Regions from separate parts of the Mus musculus genome. Here all the other regions are linked to region 1. A link is a contact called in ENCODE Hi-C or POLR2A ChIA-PET data. All regions are on one chromosome and are shown on one strand. The core of a region is the stretch at or near the end of the contact, and the rest is flanking DNA. Distances in the headings are between cores, read along the strand shown.

The links. Hi-C counts contacts between places; a loop is a spot of excess contacts on that map. ChIA-PET counts read pairs that join two places held with the same protein, here RNA polymerase II (POLR2A).
Region 2: POLR2A ChIA-PET joins it to region 1 with 13 read pairs in embryonic stem cell. The contact joins the promoter of Ppp6r3 here to the promoter of Ndufs8 in region 1. POLR2A ChIA-PET finds 5 or more read pairs at or near these places in 2 of 5 experiments (Patski and embryonic stem cell).
Region 3: a map of regulatory T cell shows a loop between it and region 1 (2.0-fold over the local background). The contact joins the promoter of Rad9a here to the promoter of Ndufs8 in region 1. A Hi-C loop is called at or near these places in 1 of 37 maps with a recorded cell type or tissue (regulatory T cell). POLR2A ChIA-PET finds 5 or more read pairs at or near these places in 2 of 5 experiments (both embryonic stem cell).

The regions. Positions count from the first base shown.
Region 1 is chr19:3,910,958-3,915,329 of GRCm38, forward strand. Ndufs8 (NADH:ubiquinone oxidoreductase core subunit S8) reads right to left here and starts at 1,817. Exons shown (of 7, transcript NM_001271443.1): 1 at 1,753-1,817; 2 at 732-789; 3 at 609-659; 4 at 204-299; 5 at 1-113. The coding sequence starts at 789. Aldh3b1 (aldehyde dehydrogenase 3 family, member B1) reads right to left here. Exons shown (of 10, transcript NM_026316.3): 9 at 4,337-4,372; 10 at 2,534-3,127. The coding sequence ends at 2,937.
Region 2 is chr19:3,573,395-3,577,766 of GRCm38, forward strand. Ppp6r3 (protein phosphatase 6, regulatory subunit 3) reads right to left here and starts at 2,355. Exons shown (of 24, transcript NM_028999.1): 1 at 2,247-2,355. It overlaps n-TAagc9 (a tRNA gene), which reads left to right and starts at 2,869; the gene lies at 2,869-2,941.
Region 3 is chr19:4,199,379-4,203,750 of GRCm38, forward strand. It overlaps Rad9a (RAD9 checkpoint clamp component A), which reads right to left and starts at 2,225. Exons shown (of 11, transcript NM_011237.2): 1 at 2,105-2,225; 2 at 1,951-2,021; 3 at 1,551-1,679; 4 at 1,087-1,201; 5 at 894-993. The coding sequence starts at 2,138. It overlaps Gm30082 (a long non-coding RNA gene), which reads left to right and starts at 2,330. Exons shown (of 4, transcript XR_388289.3): 1 at 2,330-2,420; 2 at 2,749-2,860; 3 at 3,006-3,060; 4 at 3,160-3,862.

The DNA of each region.
Region 1 (4,372 bases), core at 567-3,066:
GTAGCGGCGCAGTGCATGCTCCCCACGGAAGCGCGGACTCAGTGGGCCCTTCTCAAAGGGGTAGTTGATGGTGGCAGGCTCTCGAAAGAGGTAACTTAGGGTCATGCCCAGTCCTGGGAGTAGTACAGAGCTGGTAAGAGGATGCTCTCCTCTCCGGCCGTCCACGCCTGACTCTCCCCTCTCCCCTCTTCACTGGTACCCACCTCGGATGAGTTCTGTCCACATCAGAATCCGAGCTGCATTGTCAGTTGCGGACTTCATGTCCACCTCAGACTCCTGTTCCTTCTTATTCACATACTCTGCAGGAGGTCAGGGAGGGAGGTTAATGGAAGCTGGCTTTGGAAGCGCACCCAGGCAAAGCTTTTCAAGTTCAGGGAGTGAGGGACCTAGGTCCTCCTAGTGGGTCCTGATAACCTAGCAGCTCTTTCCTGTCACATGCCTCCCGCCTTTGATGGTACTACAGTGACTGAGTCACAGTCTCTCTTGATCGCTACCTTCATTTTCAGAGTGGAAACTAGAGCTCACAGAGGGTCCCTAGCAAAGCAATTTCCCGGGCCTTGGGTGTGACGACGGTCAGAAAAGCTCAAGTCAGAATATTGGCTACTCACTGTACGTTGCCGCCACTGCGCTGCTATGAAGGCTTTGTCCATTAAGATGTCCTGCAAGGAGAGAGGTGATTTCACACCAGGAAGCTCTGCTCCCCCACCCCCAGGAAAGGCCTCTAGCCCTACCTGTGCGCATGGCCTGGGCCAAGGCCCGTGGCAGCATTGATGAGCTCAGGCGATACATCTGGAACATGGAGAAGGGAAGAGAAGGGTCTAAAACTGCCCTCCTCTGAACCTCTACCTTACGCCCCATTCACTCACAATCCCACTCAAGACCAGCACCCCTAACCCTCAATCTGACCTCACTCTGCTGACTCACAGTTCCTGGGCACCCCAAGTTCCTTCTATTTCTGCAGTTCCTAAGCAACCTATTTAATCCATTTCCCCATGTCCACTCCTCATCCTCCGCTCACACCAAGGCTCCCTGACCACCACCAGTGTATTCAGGAGCCTGGATGGTTCTTCTGGTGGGTCCTCCTAGTGGGTCCTGATAACTCTGAGCCAGGCTTCATGTCAAATGTCATAGACCCTGTCATCCTGTCATGTTAAGTGATTGCTCCCAAATTACCCAATGTCATTGGAACCAGGACAGGAATCCAGGAGATACCTGCAGAAAACCCTTAAAGATTTAAATAATTACCAGGGTCAAGTTCCTCTCCTCAACCCAAGGGGCTCCTGGAACTCTCCCCAACCTGCAGAGTGACCTTGGGCAAATGATGTCCCCTGGCCTCAGTTTCTGGATTACAATGTAGGAAGAGGGGTCCCGAAAATTAGGGATGTATGCAAACAAGGGGATTTTGACCAAGAGTCTGGCAGATCACCAACGCTCTAGCGCCCTCTTGTGACCTTTGACCTGTAGGGGTCGGCCAATTCTTGACCCCAAGCAATCCTGGATCCAACCTACCACTTTCTCTCAGACCTTCCCCTTGACCTCTGACCCTATGAACGCAGAAGGCAGCCGGCGAGGCAGCGCATGCGCCTGAGGGTGCAGGCTTTCCGGTCCGCAGCTCGGGAAGGACGCACAAGCCGCGGGTCCCGAGCCGAAGCGCTAGATCCCAGACTTCATAAGGTCAGCGGTGACACCCCGTTCAACCCTGTCGTTGCGTCACCCAGACCCTGTCTTCGCCGCCTTGCCCTGGCCACCCACCTTGAAGTGCTGCGGCTCCTTCCCTGGCCCAGATGCGGTTCAACCGGAAGGCGGAGCCTAAGCTCAGGATGCTGCCATTGGGCGAGCTTCTCACGCCTTTTTCCATAGTGCCCTTTCCTTCTTTGGTCTGATTGGCCTAGGGTCCTGTAGGAGGCGGGCCCAGGACTATATTTTTCTCTAATTGGCTGATGGGAGCAGATGCTTGAAGTTTTGTAGGGAGCTGCCATGTTGTATCAGAGAGGTTAATGCGCCTGACTTCCGAGATCCTGAAGGCGGGACTTCCTGACCTCGGTTTGGGACGCTGCTACAGTCCGGGGAGGCGGGAGGGGTAGGGCTCATTTGAATACTGCAAAGATGGCGACAGCGTACAAGCGCTTTAACCACTGGTCCTTGTAACGGCCGCGGGTAGCAGGACTTTTGTCAAGTCTGCCCCTAGGACTAGAGAACCATGAGGCAATCTGCATGCCTTGTATGGAGTGATCAGAAATGCTTCCTTCAGGAAGTAGTGTCTAAGCTGGCGGTGTAGAATCTGGAAGGCCAGGAAGGACATGTTGACTTAGTCAAAAACCAGGCCATGTGTAGAGACAGGATGTCAAAAATTTTGAGTTTTAGCAGGTGAGTGGCTGGAAGCGCCATCCCTTGGAGCATGGAGCTCAGACTGGTGGAATGTTTTACGGCTGAGTAAACTTGTGAGGTGAGGGGTGAGTTGTAGCTGGGGAAAGGTCTTGGACTTATCACGGAGGCAGCACCTCCACTCCAAAAAAGACAAGACACCTGTAGCTTGGAGTCAGCCCTCCTAGTTTAATACTTCCACGACGATAGGCTGTTTTGTTAAGGCTGTTTTATTTCCATTGTGCAGATAGAAAACTGAGAGTGAGAAGACCCAGACAGGCCTGGTCACAGAGTATGACCTGTGCCGATTATCACTGCTCCCTTGCAACACTATCCACGAGAGGGTGGGTAGTTCAGAAGTGCTCTGTTTTCTCGAAGATTCTATGGTCACTGCATCCCTTCCTGCCTTCCTACCCTCAGCCTATCTTATTCAAAGGTCCAAAAAGGGGAGCCCCAGGAGGCAGAGGGCTCCACCAAGAAGGGCTGAGCAGACTGCTCTGTGGCCTTGGCCCTGGCAGGCCACTTCTCTGAAGCTGTGCCCCAGGCAGGCTCCTGTACCCCAAAACCCCTGCTTACAGCAGGGTGCAGCTGCAGCACCTCTCCTCCATGGCCACCAACAACACCCTGAGGTTGCGACTGGAGTAGGGTGGGTAGCGCAAGTCATTGATTTTCTCCATTCCCGGGCTGCGCAGCAGACAGGCACGCTGGTTGGAGAAGGTGTCAAAGGAGAACTTGCCGTGGTACCTGCCCATCCCGCTGGTTCCTGTGGGCAGCACAGAACATGGGTCTTTAGGTCTTTAAGGGCCAACTGAGGGGACATCACATAGACTTGGCTTTGACAGGTAGGCTATCTTAGCCTGTTTCTCTGTGTGTTCAGTGGACTAATCACAAGGCGTTATGGATGAGTACTGAACTTGCCCCAGCCACTTTACCAGGTGCCCTTAGGGACAGGCAAACTGAGGTCATGGGTATGAATTCTGGAGCTAGGCTTCCCAACGTTGAATCCCAGCCCCATACTGAACACTCTAGGCAAGTGACTGCCTCAGGCTCTCTGTGAGAGTGGCATCTTTTTTCTAGGTTTGTGGCAGACATCTTCAAATCTGTGTAGCTCTTACTGTCTAGGAAGGAACAAGGACTCAACCCAGAATGTCCAGGGGACATGGCCTGGGTGGAGTTGGTAGTAATGAAGCTGGCTTGTTAAAGTGAGGGACGCCAGAGGATCATGGAGTCAGCCAGATAGTGTGTAAGTGGGGAAGGTGGGGGGAACATGTAAGGGTTCAAGTTCAGTAGCCATCACAAGAGACTAAGGGGGAACAAGAGCAGGACTTCTAGGCCAGACCAGGACTAGCCGGACAATGCTGTCATTTGCTCTGATATTGAGTCTGACCGGGTGGAAGGACCAGGGCACTTTCAGTGAGGAAGTCGACCTAAAGGAGAAGTAGCTGTCCCGGTCACATGCCTGTGGGCTTGCTGGAATATAGCTGTGAGGTTTGAAGTTGGGGGCGGGGGGTGGCAGGGGGGTGGAATGGGGCATCTCCACATGCCTGGCCTCCTGGAAACAGAGACACCCAGAGCTGGGTGTGCAGGGACTTGGGAAGGCTAAAGGAGGCATCATTTGGCCCTGCCATGGAGTTGAAGGCCAGAACTATGTGGGGATGGGTGGCCAAAGTCTGGGGGAGAGACAAAGAACTCAGTGGCTGGAGGCAACTGGTGTGTTTTTATAAACCCACCAACGTGATCTCTCTGTAGCTTCTCACCCACATGTTTAGTGCAAGCATATCTGCAAAGTTCCACCACAGACTGTAGGGAGGTGGGAGAGAGGCAGGCTAGTTGGACAGTCAGTGGGGAGGGGCTTATGCTGCACTGGGCACTGAGAAGGGGGCACATCTTCTGCAGTTAATGTGGTCAGGTAGCAGGATGGGGATGCAGGTAGGGGGTCAGCCCAGGAGGGCAGAGCTCTGCTGCTACCTACCCACTCCTCCAAAAGGAAGGCTGGACAGGGTCATGT
Region 2 (4,372 bases), core at 1,105-3,604, 340 kb before region 1:
ATGGAGAAAGCAGAGAGCAGACATTTAAAAAGCTGAATTTAAGGATAACTGGATGAGTGAAAGACACTAGGGTCCCTGGCCAGACACAGTGAAGTGAGGGATAGGTCCCAAAGCACCCAGGAACAACAGCCACTCCCCAAGCTACAAGCTGAGCACATCCTTTCCGAAGTGGTTGGGACTACAACATCAGATTCAGATTCTGAAGGCTGGCAGCCTTTACCAGTTTAAGTTCCCTAATAGAAACTGCTACACAATCTAAGTTTCATACTCAAAAGCTGTCAGGTTTCAGAGCATTCAGAAATTAGGCATATTTAACCTGTACCTTTGCTGAAGCTCTCAAGACTGCAGCTTTTCAATTGCAATAACAACCAGGAAAATCTAAGAAATCCTCATATTATGATTTGGGGCAACTACACAGAAGCAGTGCCTAGAAGCAGCAGAGGAGGGGTGCTGTTTAAGATCCTGAAGGTGTTTTCTATGCATAAGTACTGGTTTAGACAAAACGCTTTCAAGTGATTTAATAGATTTTCAACATCTCATGGAAAAATTAAAATAACTTCCAGTAATTTTTTTTAGCCCAGCTGATCCTTAAACACATGGCTTTCCTAATTGTACCTAAACACTTAAAAGTTAATTTTGAACTAGGTGTGGTGGTACACACCTCTATTCATAATGCTTGTCAGGTAGAGGCAGCAAGATCAAGAATTTGAGGCAGCCTTAGCTGAAAAGGAAAGTCAAGAACATTCTAAACTACTATCATCTCAAAAAATAACTAAATAATGAGTCCGGTGCAGTGGTGCATGACTTTATTAATCCCATTATTAAAGGCAGAAGCAGTAAAGATCTTCCCACCACATAGTGAGACCCTGCCTCAAAAACAAACAAAATCATCAAGATCAAGTTGAATTTGAGAGGTATGGTCACCACTGAGCTGATTCTATTCACAAAGCACGATTCTAGCTGCTTTGTGCTAACATATTTACATATATACTCAGTTACAGTCTAATATGAACATGTTAGATAAAATTGGGACCTAACATGAGATAAACTTATGAAACAAACTTATTTTCATGGGTTACAGGGGCAGCAAAGAGGACTAATTCGCCCAAGGTCACAGGACTAGAAAGTGACAAAGGAAGATGTAATTTTCAGGTGGCCCATAAGAAAGCTCAAACACCACTGGCAACAGGGATCTTGCACCTTGCAATTTCAAGGAACATTTTAGTGGAAGGAGATCTTAAGTTCCTTTCTTACGGGCTGTGTCAACTGCAACATGACCTTGAGGGCAAAAACCAAAGTAAACTTGACTTAAGAAAATGAAACAGTATCCATATTAACAAGTGCTCTGATGCAAGGAAACCTTCTAAGTGTCCCCTCCCCCAAGCCAAAGCAAAACATAAACAAAGCTCTGGCCCATTCTAAAGAGACCACAGCAGGTAGGCGGCAAATGACAGTAGGACATGCGGTGGAGAAGTACAGACACAGAGCTACCGAGACCACTCATTCTGTCCCACCTACAACTTCAAGTCCAAGTTCTAATGAAAGACAACGGGACTGGGGAGAAAAAGACCTCCAAGTTAACAGTGAGCCGAGCTTTAAAAGCGAGGTGCTTGAAGCCACAAGAAGGGTAACTCCTCACTTCAGCTCCAAAACACCAGGGAATCTCCAATGCCCGCGTCTGTATAAAAGAGAGACTCAACGGCGGAGGATGAAGATTCACTGCGATGGCCCCGAGAGACTCGGAACTGGTTTTTGTGTGTTCCGATGACTCTGCTAATGCCCAGAAACCCACACAACTTGTTTCTCAGAGGACAAGAGTCCAACAAAAGCCTTCGCGAAGCTCTCCAGCGAGTTGACAAGCTCCAGGAGATCCCGAGAAGTCGCTGTGAAGGCCCGGGCGCGGGAGCCGGGGAGCTCGCCCAGGACCCCCGACTTGGCTCGGGGCGCGCCTCGCCTCGCCTGGGCTCCCGCCGAGCCAAGCCCAGAGTCACCTCGGCGTCCAAAGTTCGCAGTCGGCTCGGCTGACTGCCAACGCTCGGCCCGGCTGACAGGAGCGGGCGGCCCGGTCCTGGCCAGGACTGGACGCCGCCTCCCGGGCCGCCGAAGCTGCCGATTCCGGGGGGGAGGGGAAAGGGGCCGGGACGCTCCCTCCCCACGCCGCCGGGACCGGACCACCGCCACGATCGGTCGGCCGCTTGCCCGCGCGACCCGCACACTCCGCGCCACCGCCCCCTCCCCTGAGTTACCTGGAGGCGCCCAAGACCCGCAGTTAGTCGCGCTCAGGCGGGAAAAAGGTTCACCGACACCATCAGCGAAGCGCCCAAAATGGCGGACGTATCAAGCAGGCCTTGAGTTACCCCCGCCCTCCCTCCGGCCGCCCCGCAGCCAATCACAGGATAGACCCCGCCCCTTCACACGGATCATTGGCTTGTCTCTCCCGCCCCCCACAACCTATTGGACCGCCCAGCGGTTCCCTCGACTCCACTTCGATTGGCTTTGAGGTCTTGTCAGTCAAACGCGAGAGGCGCATTCTTTTTCCCATGGTCTTGACGGATCCGGAACCTCTAGACCCCGGAGTCTGAGAAACAAGTCAGAAATTGGGAGAAGCTTAGGCTGGGTCCCTCTGCCCCGTAGCAACAGCGGGGCCTCGCGTGACAGACGCTTGGGACCACCAATCCGCATAGTCAATGTAGTTTAAAACAAATGAACCAAACCAATCCCGGCTGTGTAGCTCCGGATGCGAAGAAGCCAATGGGGTAACACAATGACAGCAGGCGGTGGGGTAACGGCCGCGGGGGACGAGGGGGGGGGGAAAACCGGTGATGACGTGAGTCACAATACAACCTGCGACGGAAGTTAATTATAGCTGGGGAATTAGCTCAAATGGTAGAGCGCTCGCTTAGCATGTGAGAGGTAGCGGGATCGATGCCCGCATTCTCCATAGCATAGTTTTATCGAAGACCTTCAATTAAATTACTTCAGACAAAGTAGAGTGGCATCCCTGAAAATGGGGTCAAAATGTAAGGTTTCTTAATACAAAGGAAACCAGGCTGTATCTTTTGTCACAGAGAAGAATTTTACACATGAATTTCTTCCAACTGCTAGTGTCCTATACGTATAGTACTACACATTTACCTTGCCCCAGAACTGGGGTCCTGGACATCAGGGTCCCTACTCTCAAGTCTTGCACTTAACCACTGTCATGGCTAATCCTGGTTTTTAATTCTCCTGGGGCTGTCTAAAAAGGTGAAACTGAGCTGACCACAAGCATTCTCTACCTCCTGGCTGGTTGTGATGTGATGTGATGTGATGTGACGGGCAGACTCCCACACCTGCTCCCTTGACTTCCCTGCCATATTGGCCTCGACCTGTGAGACAAAATGAACCTTTTCTCCCTAAAGTTGCTGTTGTCAGAATATTTTATCACAGCAACAGGAAAAGATACCAAGGTGCTCCCCTTGGGTCCCTATGAATAATCTGCCTGGTTCAGTGTGGACAGGACCATAAGTTCAGGCACGCTGCAGCTGGCCACCATAGTCAACAAAGTCTCTGAGTCTTGGAAGTCTTTCATGAAGCAGGCCTTCCCATGCCATCTGGAAAGCAAGTGACCAAGGTGATCAAGCTAAGGGACAGACTCTTTTGGGAAAGTAGTAAGTCATAGGACAGGACAGAGCTCTAAATCCCTGGGGTGTTGGTAGCAGGGAGGGGAAGGGTGTTACAGAGACCCCAGGGTGGGGCCTTGGAGCTTCAAAGGCAGGACGAGCCCAGCTATGATGGGAGACTGGATAGCAGAGGTAGCTGAGTCACACAGACCTTGAGTGGCAATGCTCACACCTCAGACAGGGAGCAGTTGCCTGCATATCTCTTCCAGTAGGTCCAGCAGTCCCAGGCCCAGGCTTCACTGAAGCTCAGAGAGCACAGAGCTTATCTCCTGAGTGTCTCCTCTAGGCCACCTCTAGGCATCTATCCCCTGGGAAAATGACAGAGCCTAGCCCTTGGACTGGAGGAGACAGGACCTGCCTTGTTGGACACTCAGTGCTTTCTCCGGGTTCCCAGTCTCTGAACCCCCCCCCACCCCTGTTCTTTACACGGGGTCCAGCATGCTTGAGTCCTCCACCTCACTCATTCTGGCTCTGAATTCCACTACCAGGATAACAAGAGAGGGCTGTGCAGTTATGCAAACCCACCCTGGCCTCCAGTCCACCTTCCAAGAGAGCTGTTCCTGGAAGCAGATTCCAGAAAGAGTTCATTGCTAGTAGATCCACATCATAGTCCCCATTGTACACACTAGCTAACTACGGACCAGAGCATTCTGTCACCAGAGGCCATATAGGGGTTGGGTGACCTTGGCCAGGTGACCTAACCTTTCTGA
Region 3 (4,372 bases), core at 975-3,474, 290 kb after region 1:
GGGAATACTACCAGAAGAATGAGAGGTCAGAGTGCTTTGAACTCTATAACACAGGGTCCAGGACAGGCCTTCAGGGTTTTCCAGGTCATACAAGAGAGCTGCAGGCAGGTCATAGGCTCTCTAGAAAAGCAGTTGGAGCAGGCCTCTGGGATACAGATGGCAGGACCCCACAGTCAGTGGAAATGACAGAGAGGCAGCAGCTCCTGCTTTTGAAGAGCAAGGTAAGGGTCCAAATATGTACTGAGTTGTGTGGCCTCGACATAGAAACCCTGAGTCCCCGTCCCTCCTGCCCCCAAAGACAAAGGTGCTTTTGTGTTTTGTGTGAACTGTGAACATGCACGGGCAGAAGCCGGAAGATGTGCTCAGTGATGCTGCGTCTCAGGGCTGTCCATCTGGGGGTTTGGTTTTGTGCCCCCCCCCCAACACACACACTTTTTTTTTTTAAAGACAGGGTTTCTCTCTGTAGCCCTGCCTGTCCTGGAACTTGCTCTGTTGACCAGGCTGGCCTCACAGAGATCTGCCTGCCTCTGCCTCCTAAGTGCTGGGACTAAAGGCATCCACCACCACCACCACCCAATTAATACACATTTTTATATAAGTGGGACTCAAAACCAGGCCTTCAGGCTTGCACGTCAACCATTTTACTGAGTTATCTCGCCAGCACATGCACCCTTTTTTTGAGAAAGAGTCTCACTGCTTAGGCTACCTAGAAACTCAATGGCCTTCCCAGTGAAGTTTCCTAGAAACTTCTGATCCTCCCACCTCAATCTAAGAACTGCTACGATGACAGGCATAGGCTAGCCAGGCCTGCTGAAAATGGAGCATTCCTAGAATGACATTAAAGCCCTAAAGGTAGGAGAGACTCAGGCGAAGTTTGAAGCAGGGGTGCTTACCGTGCTGGGGTGCGCAATAAGTGAGGGCATGAGGCTGGGTCGAAGACAGCCTGCAGGGACTCACAGTCCTGGAAGGAGAGGTTGTGTGTCTTCTTGACCCCTGGATAAGGGAAATGGTCTCAGGGCTTGGCAACCTCCACTGCCACTGCCTCCACACCCACAGAGGAACTCTTTGGGCAGGCCGCTTGCTCACCATACTTGCAGTGGAGCTGGACCACCAGGTGGCTGTGGCTGCCACTGAGGGAGATACAGCACTTCTCCACAGACTTCTCCACAATTGCCAGAGAGCGGAAGACGGACAGGAAGGCCTGGGCAGGGTAGGACATCAGTCTGGCACACTGCTTCCACGGCCCAGCTCTACATCCCATGTAGGCCCTGGCCCCATCACTGGCCCCACAAAGCTGTGGTGTCTGCACACTCCCATGCTGCCTTGCCCATGCTGGTCTCTTTGCTGGGAAGGGCCACTAACCTTTTCTTGACCAATGTCACCACCCTCTCCACAGATCTTAGATAGCCCTCTACGGTCTAAACATCTTTACCTCACTGCATGTTGCATGGAATAGCTCCCATATGAGACTAACTCCCTAGTCAAACTCATCATTTACTGAGTACCTGGCACAGAGGCACAGCTGTGGAGCTGCTTCAGGTGGCCCTTACCTTCATCAGGATCTTACAGCGCAGCAGGTCCTGACCAGGGGAAGCCGCCTGGTACTGCTGGAAGAAGAGTGGGGCAAAAAGGAAGCAGGCATAGGCAGAACGGGACGAGTTCACAGTCCGTAGGGAGAGCTGAGACACAAAAAGCAGGCAAAATTGCTTTTCCCTTAAGTTACTTTAGCCCCACCTTGCCTGCCACTAGGCGTTCTAGGAAGAGCAAGTACCCTCTGTATAGACATGCAGCCTCAGAAGACTGGGCCCAAGCCGATGTCCGAACAACCCAAGAGATAATAAACTGCGCCGGAATATCTGTCCACCATCCCTGTAAGGCCGAATGAACACCAAGCCTAGGCTCCCCATTCACCATTGAATCCGCCCCCATCCCTGCGTCCCAGTCCCTTACCCCGTCCTTCAAGGGTTCCAGATAGAGCTCGTCCCCGATTCGGGATAGCGAATGGACAGCCTTGCCCAGCACTGCGGGGAGGAGAACAGAAAGTGGTTAGGGGGACTCCTGGGGCTTGCTCACGTGGTCTGCTGCAAGGTAGGTCCAAACTTACCCTTCACGTTGCCCCCGGTGATCAGGCACTTCATAGTACATAAGCACAAAAATCGAGCTTGTTTTGCACACGAACCGGGACGGGATAGGACATATAATGAGTCCCAGCAGCTACTACGACTGCCTAAAGTTCCCTTCCCGCGCACCGTCCCCTCCCCGCTGCCGGCCTGGCCTCCGCTTCCTTATTGGTTCACCCGGGGTTTCTCCGTCACGTGAGAAAAACGTTCCTAAGCTCGGTGTCACGTGATCTAGTCGGTTCATTGGGTGTGGCCCGGGTCACGTGACTGCGGAGGGCTTGCTCCTGTGTCCTTCCTCAGGTCTGATTCTCCCACCCGAACCCGAGCCCTGCACACCCTGCAGAGCTCTGCAGCTCCACTGGGCTGCACTGGGCATAGGTGAAGGGCATACTAGATGGAGGAGCAAGGTGTCTGCACCAAGGATCGAGCTCTGGACCAGAGCCCTAACGTGGGAAGTGTAGACCCTCCCGGGTCGCTAACTTTAGTGTGTGGGGTTACAGGGTCAAATCAAGATAGTCCGCGCTCAATCTGGGCTGGGGATTCTGTTGTGGCAGCAACCACCAGCTCCCCTCAAAAAACGTAACTCGCTTCAAGAGCGATGAGAAGGGGCTGTTCATTTTGCTTTCAGGATCCTTCACTGACCTTCGTAAATACATGGAAAGATGAGAAGGTTCTGGGACAGAAAAGGGTGGAAGGATGGACTTGTCAGAAGGAGGGGCAGAAGCAGAAGCACAATGGGGGTAGGCGAATATGGGTGAATGGGGTGTCCCGAGCCTTGTGCGGTAAGGGGTGGGGAGGCAGAGCTGAAGGGATGAACTGGGAAGCCCTGGGAAGGCTTAAGTACTACGCGGGGTTTGGTTTATGTACATTTTACCAATTACCCAGACAGTGTGGAAGGATGAAGATTTTCAGCTGGGACGCATTCACCTTGCTCTGGGAGGTAGTTCAAATGCCTAGAGCAACCCTTGCCCATCCCCCTGCGGGCCTGTGGGTAGTGGGGAGGGTGTGTTTGTTACCTAGCCCCTCTTTGTTTTTCTAGGCTCCTCTCCCTCTCCAAGTGCTTCTTTCCTAGAGCCTCCGGGGAGGAGGCGGCTTTCCCTTTCCACATCCAAGGCAAGCTGCATACAACGCAGAGGTGTCCAGTTCTCTGTTAGACTGGGAGTTAGGGGATTACCAGCATCCTCTCCTCCTCACTTGCTCACGTCTTCGGTGGATTCTGGCTGCTTCATTTCCCAAACAGATGGCAAAGTGGCCCTCCTTCTGTCTCCACTGTCCTCCTTTCACTGTCCAGACACAGTCCTCAGTGACCCGCCCCCCCCCCCCCCCCCGGTGGGCTTAACTCTCCTGGCAAAGTCCAGTCTCTTGATCAGGAACTTTGAGGATCCAGGTCCCACAGAGGTCTTCACTGTCTCCTACCCCACATGATCACCTATCTCCATAGCCCTGCCAGGCTCTTAGCGGCCACTCTGGCTGCTTCCAAGGCTGTAGCCTGCTTCTCCCATGCTGACTTCTCTTCCTGGGCTCAACAGCAAAGGTTCCCTCAGCAGAGAAAACCCTAGGCTTTGAGCCATGGTGTGTCCCAGTTTCCTCTGTGTTTAATATTTGTGCTTCCTGCTGTTGTGGCTGCTGCATGTGGGCAGGAACTGCTTCTGTTTTGTTTATTGCTCTGTGTACTTCCCACCCAGCCTAGGATCAATAAATAGGTGTTGAGCCAGGTATGGTGGCTCATGCCTATAATCCTACCACTAGCGACTCGAGAACTTGAGAGGCCAGCCTGGGCTATATAGCAAGACCCTGTCTCAAAAAAATAGAAAAAGGAGGGCCTAGAGAGATGGCTCAGTGGTTAAGAGCACTGGCTGCTCTTCCGGAGGACCTGAGTTCAATTCTTAGCAACCACATGGTGATCTGATGCCCTCTTCTGGCATGCAGTACAGATAGAGCACCCATATAAATAAAAGAAATACATCTTTTTAGAAAGAAAGAAAGAAAGAAAGAAAGAAAGAAAGAAAGAAAGAAAGAAAGAAAGAAAGAAAGAAAGGAAGGAAGGAAGGAAAGGAAAAAGTTAAGTATGTGGCACAGTTTAACCAGGCTGCTCCACCCTCCACCTCTGCCCACAGCACCCCCTCTCCTGATAACTCTACTCTCCCATGCTTAGCCCATGTTCGCACAGGTTTGTAATCTCAGGTTCTTGGAGGGCTGGGGTGGAAAGATTGAAAATTCAAGGCCTATTGAGATGACAGAGAACGTTCAAG